Linked DNA regions of Homo sapiens: region 1 is linked to region 2. The links are chromatin contacts, found by Hi-C or POLR2A ChIA-PET in ENCODE. All regions are on one chromosome and are shown on one strand. The core of a region is the stretch at or near the end of the contact, and the rest is flanking DNA. Distances in the headings are between cores, read along the strand shown. Region 1 overlaps NAV2 (neuron navigator 2). Region 2 overlaps NAV2 (neuron navigator 2).

What was found. Hi-C counts contacts between places; a loop is a spot of excess contacts on that map. ChIA-PET counts read pairs that join two places held with the same protein, here RNA polymerase II (POLR2A). Pooled maps may share reads with other maps.
Region 1: a loop to region 2 is called in a map of Caco-2, with 8 times the contacts of the local background. The contact joins two enhancer-like sites. A Hi-C loop is called at or near these places in 1 of 168 maps with a recorded cell type or tissue (Caco-2) and 2 of 50 pooled maps. POLR2A ChIA-PET finds 5 or more read pairs at or near these places in 2 of 52 experiments (HepG2 and PC-9).

What each region holds. Positions count from the first base shown.
Region 1 is chr11:20,034,229-20,037,600 of GRCh38, reverse strand. NAV2 (neuron navigator 2) reads right to left here. Exons shown (of 38, transcript NM_145117.5): 12 at 1,504-1,642. Among named protein-coding and RNA genes, the nearest start is that of NAV2-AS2, 13 kb to the left of the region's middle. Within about 2 kb of position 1,685, at least 8 of the 41 ENCODE cell types and tissues checked have a DNase peak (open chromatin) inside an H3K27ac peak, as active enhancers do.
Region 2 is chr11:19,901,706-19,904,765 of GRCh38, reverse strand. All of the region lies in intron 6 of NAV2 (neuron navigator 2), which reads right to left. Among named protein-coding and RNA genes, the nearest start is that of NAV2-AS3, 78 kb to the left of the region's middle. Within about 2 kb of position 1,510, at least 2 of the 41 ENCODE cell types and tissues checked have a DNase peak (open chromatin) inside an H3K27ac peak, as active enhancers do.

The sequences.
Region 1 (3,372 bases), core at 436-2,935, 130 kb before region 2:
CCTTTCTAGTCATATGGGTAGTTTTTGTTTCTTAAAACAACTACCACCACCCACTGTCACTAGGTTGGGTTTCTGAACAATAATCAGAAAGTCTGGCTCAAATGAAGAATACAAGAAGTAACTGGGAATCCCAGGGGCAACACCTAATGTATTTCATCAGGCATTAAACGTTTCCATTTCTGTGGGACAGAATTACTCCCACACTCTGATACATCCTTTTTTTTTTTTTTAGCCCTATTGTCAAAGAAGAGATACCTTTAAAAGAAAATAGATTTCCAAATCAGCTCCTATCTGTATGAAGTAAAGCACTGCTGAGAAAGGAAGAGGTTATGGAAGGGAGTGAAAGACGGGGCAGTGCTAGTTCTGCCTCCCCGCAAGGTTGCTCTGAGAGACTTTGTCCCAAACAGATTTCTCCAAGGGTTCGCCAAAGATGGGGGGTGGGGAGGGGTGGCGCCTGCAAATGGGAGGGATCAATCATGAAAAAGATTCCAGCCTACGACGCCAATGCCACCACAGCTGGCCAGTTCTGGTGCTGGTCAGTCCCAAACTGGGGACAAGCTGTGAGGACAGCACTTTACGTTTCCACTAGTAAAATGGGCCTTTCAGAACCATCCCTTGCCAATCATGAAGGAATGGTCTGAGGGTCAGTGAACGTGTCCACATGAAACTACACCACATTTGAAACATGAAATCTGAAGCCTTAAAGTAGGAATGGAAAACTCCAGTGCCTTGGGGTCAGGCAGGTAATTTAAGGAGTACAGCTGGCCAGCAGGGTAGCAGCTGTGCACACTGGAGCAGGAGTGGCAGGTCTAAGGGGTTGGATACTGGGACATCTGTTGATTGTCACCACATGGAGAATGTAGGCTCAAGGAAGCAATATCTTTGTTTTTCTCAAGAGCAACCAGGAAGACATTTTCATGTGAAATAATATAATTCTAAAAATTTGACAGGGAATCTAGTTTAAAAGAAGGGTAACACTGTGGGCCAAATAAAACACGTCAGCAGGGGAATGTAACCCAGAGACAGAGTTCTCAACCACAGGTCAGGACATCCCGGCCTTCCGGTCCAGGGTTCTCAATCTTTATTTCCACCCCATCCTCCTACAGGGATTAGACACGTGCCCCTGGATAGCAGTGGCTTGCTGCGGCAAATAAGAGACACACACTCTGGGCTGAAAATTGCTAAAGTCCCACATCCTTTTCTGTTGTTTGTTTTTAAACAAATTATGAAACCGAGGTCCAGGGAGGAAGAGTGATTTCATCAAGTCCACACAGTGAGGGTGGTGAAGCCTCCCTACTCCCGTGTCCACCATCCGCTGCCTGACCCCTCCCTTGTGGACACAGGTCAGGGTCAGGAGGTGAGAGCAGAGGCGGCAGGAGGCTGGGCCTCATCTCATCAACCTGGAGATTCTGGTTGCCCCAAATGGCCCTCTTACCCCACAAGCCCAAGGTTCCCTGCTGCCAGAGGCTGCTGGAGGAGCCTGGGAGGGCCTGTGTTCCTCACCTGCACATCCAGGTTTTTTCGAGAGGAGGCAGGTGTGTTGGCATAAGAGCTGATGGAGGAGCTGGTGTTGATGTCATCAGTGCTGAGGTTGTCTATGGTGTCGCTGATGCCGCTGCTGACGGAGCTGCTGTCGTCCCAGCTGCCAAGACAAACACACATCCTGAGCACCAAAACCTCAGGCTGTTCCAGCTCAGGCTGATGACACAGACAGACAAACACCATCCCCGAAAAGATCCAATCTGTGCCATGAAGCCCCGGACAAAGCTCTCTTGACTCAGATGTGACTCATCTCCACATCAATCATTGCTGTCTGGGATTGGAAGCTGGGTGAAGAGGCTGACAGATACCTTCCCCAAACTAAGTGCTTCCATAGCAGGGGTGGCTACAGACACTACCCATGTCCTACCCCATTCTCAACTTCATCCTGAGAATTTTATGGAAACCAATTTGTTCCTTCCCAGGCCTAGTGGCAGAGTAGGGGCAGTGAGTCTGGGGACTAGAGCTAAAAGCATGCAGGGAAGGACTCCGCAGCAGGCACCTGTCGGGTCAGAGGGCAGAGCTGCTGTATGACTTCTGCAGACTTCACTCCTGGAATGAAACGCCGAGCGAGGGAGAGCGGCAACAGTTAGGAGAAACCTGTCAACTTGGTTAGCAGCTCTAACTCTAATAATATCCCCAAATACATCTAAAATAGATGTTCTTCATTTCCCAACCCTCCAACCGAATGAGGTCAGTCCCAAGCTGCCTAAGTCCAGTCTCCTAGCAATGGTTCTTTCTTTCTTTTTTCTTTTGTACCATCTCCCCACCTGCCAATACCACCACCACGTTTAATCCAGCACCCAGTCCTATCACCTTGCTTCCAAAACATATCCAAATGTGCAGTTCTCTGCCCCCACTGCCACCCTGCAGTTCATGGTGCGGTCAATGCTGCCTGGATTACTGCTAAAAGGCCAGCTGGTCTCTGTGGTCTGCTTCTGCTCCCTAATGGTCCATCCGCCCGCAGCAGTCAGAATATCCTGTCACTTTACTGCTTAATACCCTTGAGTTGTTTCTCAGGTAATTAAGAGTCCAAACTCTCTATATGGCCCCTCAAGACCCTCTGAGCTTGCCTCCTACCCCAGTCCTGTTTTGCACCCCTCTCCATTGCGAGTGGCTCTGATCACATGCACTTCTGTTCCTTCTAAGCCAAGATTGCTCTCTTTGAGGCTTTCTGTTGCTTGTCCCTCTTTCTGAACACTTGCCCCTGCCTCCTCTCATCTTTCAGATCTCAGCTGAAGAGTTACCTTCTCAGGAAAACCACCCCACCAGCCATCAAGCCTGTCACACTCTGTCACGTCACCCTGTTGCATTTACTCATTTGTTTGCTGTGGTGTAGCAGATATGTAGCAAGTGCTCAATAAATACTTGCTAATCGAGGGCTGGGCACAGTGGCTCATGCCTGTAATCCCAGCACTTTGGGAAGCCAAGGCGGGTGGATCACCTGAGGTCAGGAGTTCGAGACCAGCCTGGCCAACATGGTGAAACCCCATCTCTACTAAAAGTACACAAAAATTAGCCGGGGGTGGTGGCACATGCCTATAATCCCAGCTACTTGGGAAGCTGAGGCAGGATGATTGCTTGAACCCGGGAGGCAGAGGTTGCAGTGAGCTGAGATCACACCACTGCACTCCAGCCTGGGCAACAGAGTAAGACTCTGTCTCAAAAACAAACAAACAAACAAAAAAAAAAAAAAAAACAAAAAAAAAACTTGCTGATCGAAACTTACAGAAGTGAGAAGTCACGTAGACAATAAAGCAGAATTCCAAGATCAGTGTGACACTACTCTAATTGACCTATAGGGGAAAAGGGTATTATTGTTTTTCTATTGTA
Region 2 (3,060 bases), core at 261-2,760:
ACTGTGAGAAGACAAATGTGAAAAGTTCTTTTCACAATATACATATGGAGCCAAAGTTTGCCTCCCTGTATTTTTTTTTTACTTTTACTCCCTATGTCCAGAGAGAGAAGAAAAAAGCTAGTTCAGGATATAGATCTTCATTTGTGCAAGGGAACTGGTTTCTGTCCATAAAACTGTTTTCAAAAACATCCTTTATTTCCAACCATTGTGTGGGAGAATGGGGATCATGGGCACAATGGACCCTGCAAACTTTGGCTATGGGTCTCACCCTGAAGAGGTTGTACCTAGTCCAGAGAATTAAGTTTCTACCTAATCCAGAGAATTAAGTTCATTCATAGTACCCCTCTTTTTTTTTTATAAGACCAGTTACCACAAAATGTAATGATACTGTTTGCATTTGTTTACTGTCTCTTCCATCAGACTTTAAGTTCCATGCAGGCAGAAATAATCTGCTTTTTCACTTTTGAATACTCAGTGACTGGCATAATGCTTGGTACATAGAAGACATTCAATAAATAACCTCAGACACATGAATATATGAAGGACTGAATTCCAAGTACATGAATGTATAATAAATAAGGGAGAGAATCATTTATTCCACACTATACAGTCTGGTTTAGAATTATTTGCCTCTTAAAAATGGAACCAAATCTAGCATAACCTTTTTGCAGCAAAAATCAACTAGTGCCTTCAAAAATCCTTCTCCTTAGGGCTAAACCTGATCCTTGAATCCACCAGCTGGCTGCCTGCCCAAGTGAGTGGGTGGACGGCTTTGTGAAGACCAATTTTAGCTCAGGCCTGCTGTCAGTTCCTCACCACTCAAGAGAAAGTCTTTCCACTAGGCCACATGAACCTGATCACACCCACACTGTGGGTTTTCTCCATTTCACATACATTCTCCTAAATTGAGGAAACAAATGTGGGGAGGCCCTGTCTGGAAGAAAGCATTTAGACAGTCTGCAAGTTATTATCCTCCCAAGCACAGTGCCTGAGAATGCCAGGCTAGAAACCAAGGATCCTCTAGGAAACACACACAAAACTTGGGCAGTAGGGGGCAGCAGTGACTTACAGTCCTAGGCTGTCCTGGAGCCAAAGGACTTTTTTTTTTTTTTCTTAAACTTTTCTTTTTCCAAGCTATGTAATTATAGCTTCCCCACTCCACATTTAGATTTCCCACTCCACATTTCAGAAAAATGCTGTGATTCTCCAACTCTGAAAAAGGCAAAGGGAGCATTAGATGTTAAGAGGCTGCCTTTACCTTTGCTCTTATGAAGGAAGCAGGCCAGGCCATTGATTTCCATCAGCAGTTGTTATCTGTGCATTGTCCACAAAGTTTGGGGAGCCTTGCCATCATAAAAACAAGCATAACCACTGCTAAGGAATCATGGCAGGAGCTCCTAGGACACTAAGAATGTGAACTGTGTCCATGAGGCCTTGGCACAAACCACCGTGTAGCATGACCATTCGTCCACAGGGTGTGACACCTGCAAATGGCCCATGTGTCACTCTCACCACCAAGTAGATATACCATGACCATTGTCTCAAATATTCTCATTGCAACCCCGACACCTTCATCAGGAGAAGACGGCTCCCTGGCACGTGGGCTACACACTGGTACCCTAATGAAATGCACACGTTGATGGAATCACAAAGGCAAGCTGCAGCTAAGAAACAAGCACTTTATTTGCGAGAGTCACTGAAGCCTGAGGATGTCATGTCCTCGGCCCAGAGAGGCAGCCAAGTGCACATTCACAAGAAACTCCTCAGTAAGTAGTTGCAGCTACATGAGCTGCCAGGCTTTACTGTTCAGGGTCTCTCTCCTCAGCACTCCATGCTTGCACTTCACATTGTGAACATGGGCTACATATGCTCACAGAAATGTTAGTTTCATTTATCCCAAAATATATGTATCTTCTCATGCTGTTGAACACTGTCAAATACCTAAACTTGGAGGACATAAACTTTTAAAGCGGACCTTAAACTAAGGGATGACCGAACTAAGTCCTGACTACAGATGAGAGCTTGATAAAAATGACTATTATGAGAGCACCCAGAAAGGTAAATACTTCTCCCTCCCAATGATCCTTGAAATGAAACTGAATTCATGTATGTGTGATAGTTTCCACGTAACAGATGGAAGCAAGAGAAATGCTGAGATTTATCATCTGAAGATCGGATGAACATCAACTAGTCATTTTCAATTCCTGAGACAAGACTAATCAAATAGATCTTTCATCTTTCCAAATGATATATTTTCTCTTTTTCTCTACTCCTTGTTACAAAAAGCCAGGTTTATTGTATTTTAGAGAAAGGATATATAGCAGAACCATAAGTTCACACATTGGTTTTGAAATGTATCCATATTTAGAGACAAACAAACATGGTGGCATTCTTCTTCTCTGTGAAAAAAGGATGGCTTCAGCATTAAAGGTTATTAGTTTCACACATTAGAGGGATTTTTGTGTCTCCTCTTCTGAAGGCTCTTTTAAATTACACAGTAGATCAAGAAAATGACTCCCAAAGGGGGCAAAAGACTGCACTGGATACAATTTCTTTCACCTTGATGTTTGACTGTAATGCTTGAGGTTAAGGACAAAAGCTAGGGTGGAGTAAGGGCAGTTGGGCACGTCACTCAGGTGCCTCTCTAGGCAGCTTTAATAGTGCTCGCCCTTCCTCTGAACAGGACAGTGCTCTCCTCCACATAAAGTACCACCAAGCTCTGCAAGTGCCAAGGAGACAAAGAGCTAAAAGATGATTCTCCAGCTAGGGCAAGGTGAGCCAACTTCTCCCTCAGAGCACCTCTTTGTCTTGTATTCCCTCTGCTTCCCTATTTAGACCTCAAAGGGACACTTTCTTTTTAATATTGCCAGTCTAAGGAAGAATCTGTTAGCTTAGCAGAAACAAGACAGCAATGAAAATGTAAAAATGAAAAATGCAAGAAAGAACTTTGCTAAAGGTTAGTGAGGCAATAGCACAAAGCCAAAAGAAAATAAGACCTATGCAAGTAGTTAAGTCTACCCAGTGTAAGTTGCTGGTTCTGAGAATAAATTTCAATATGTA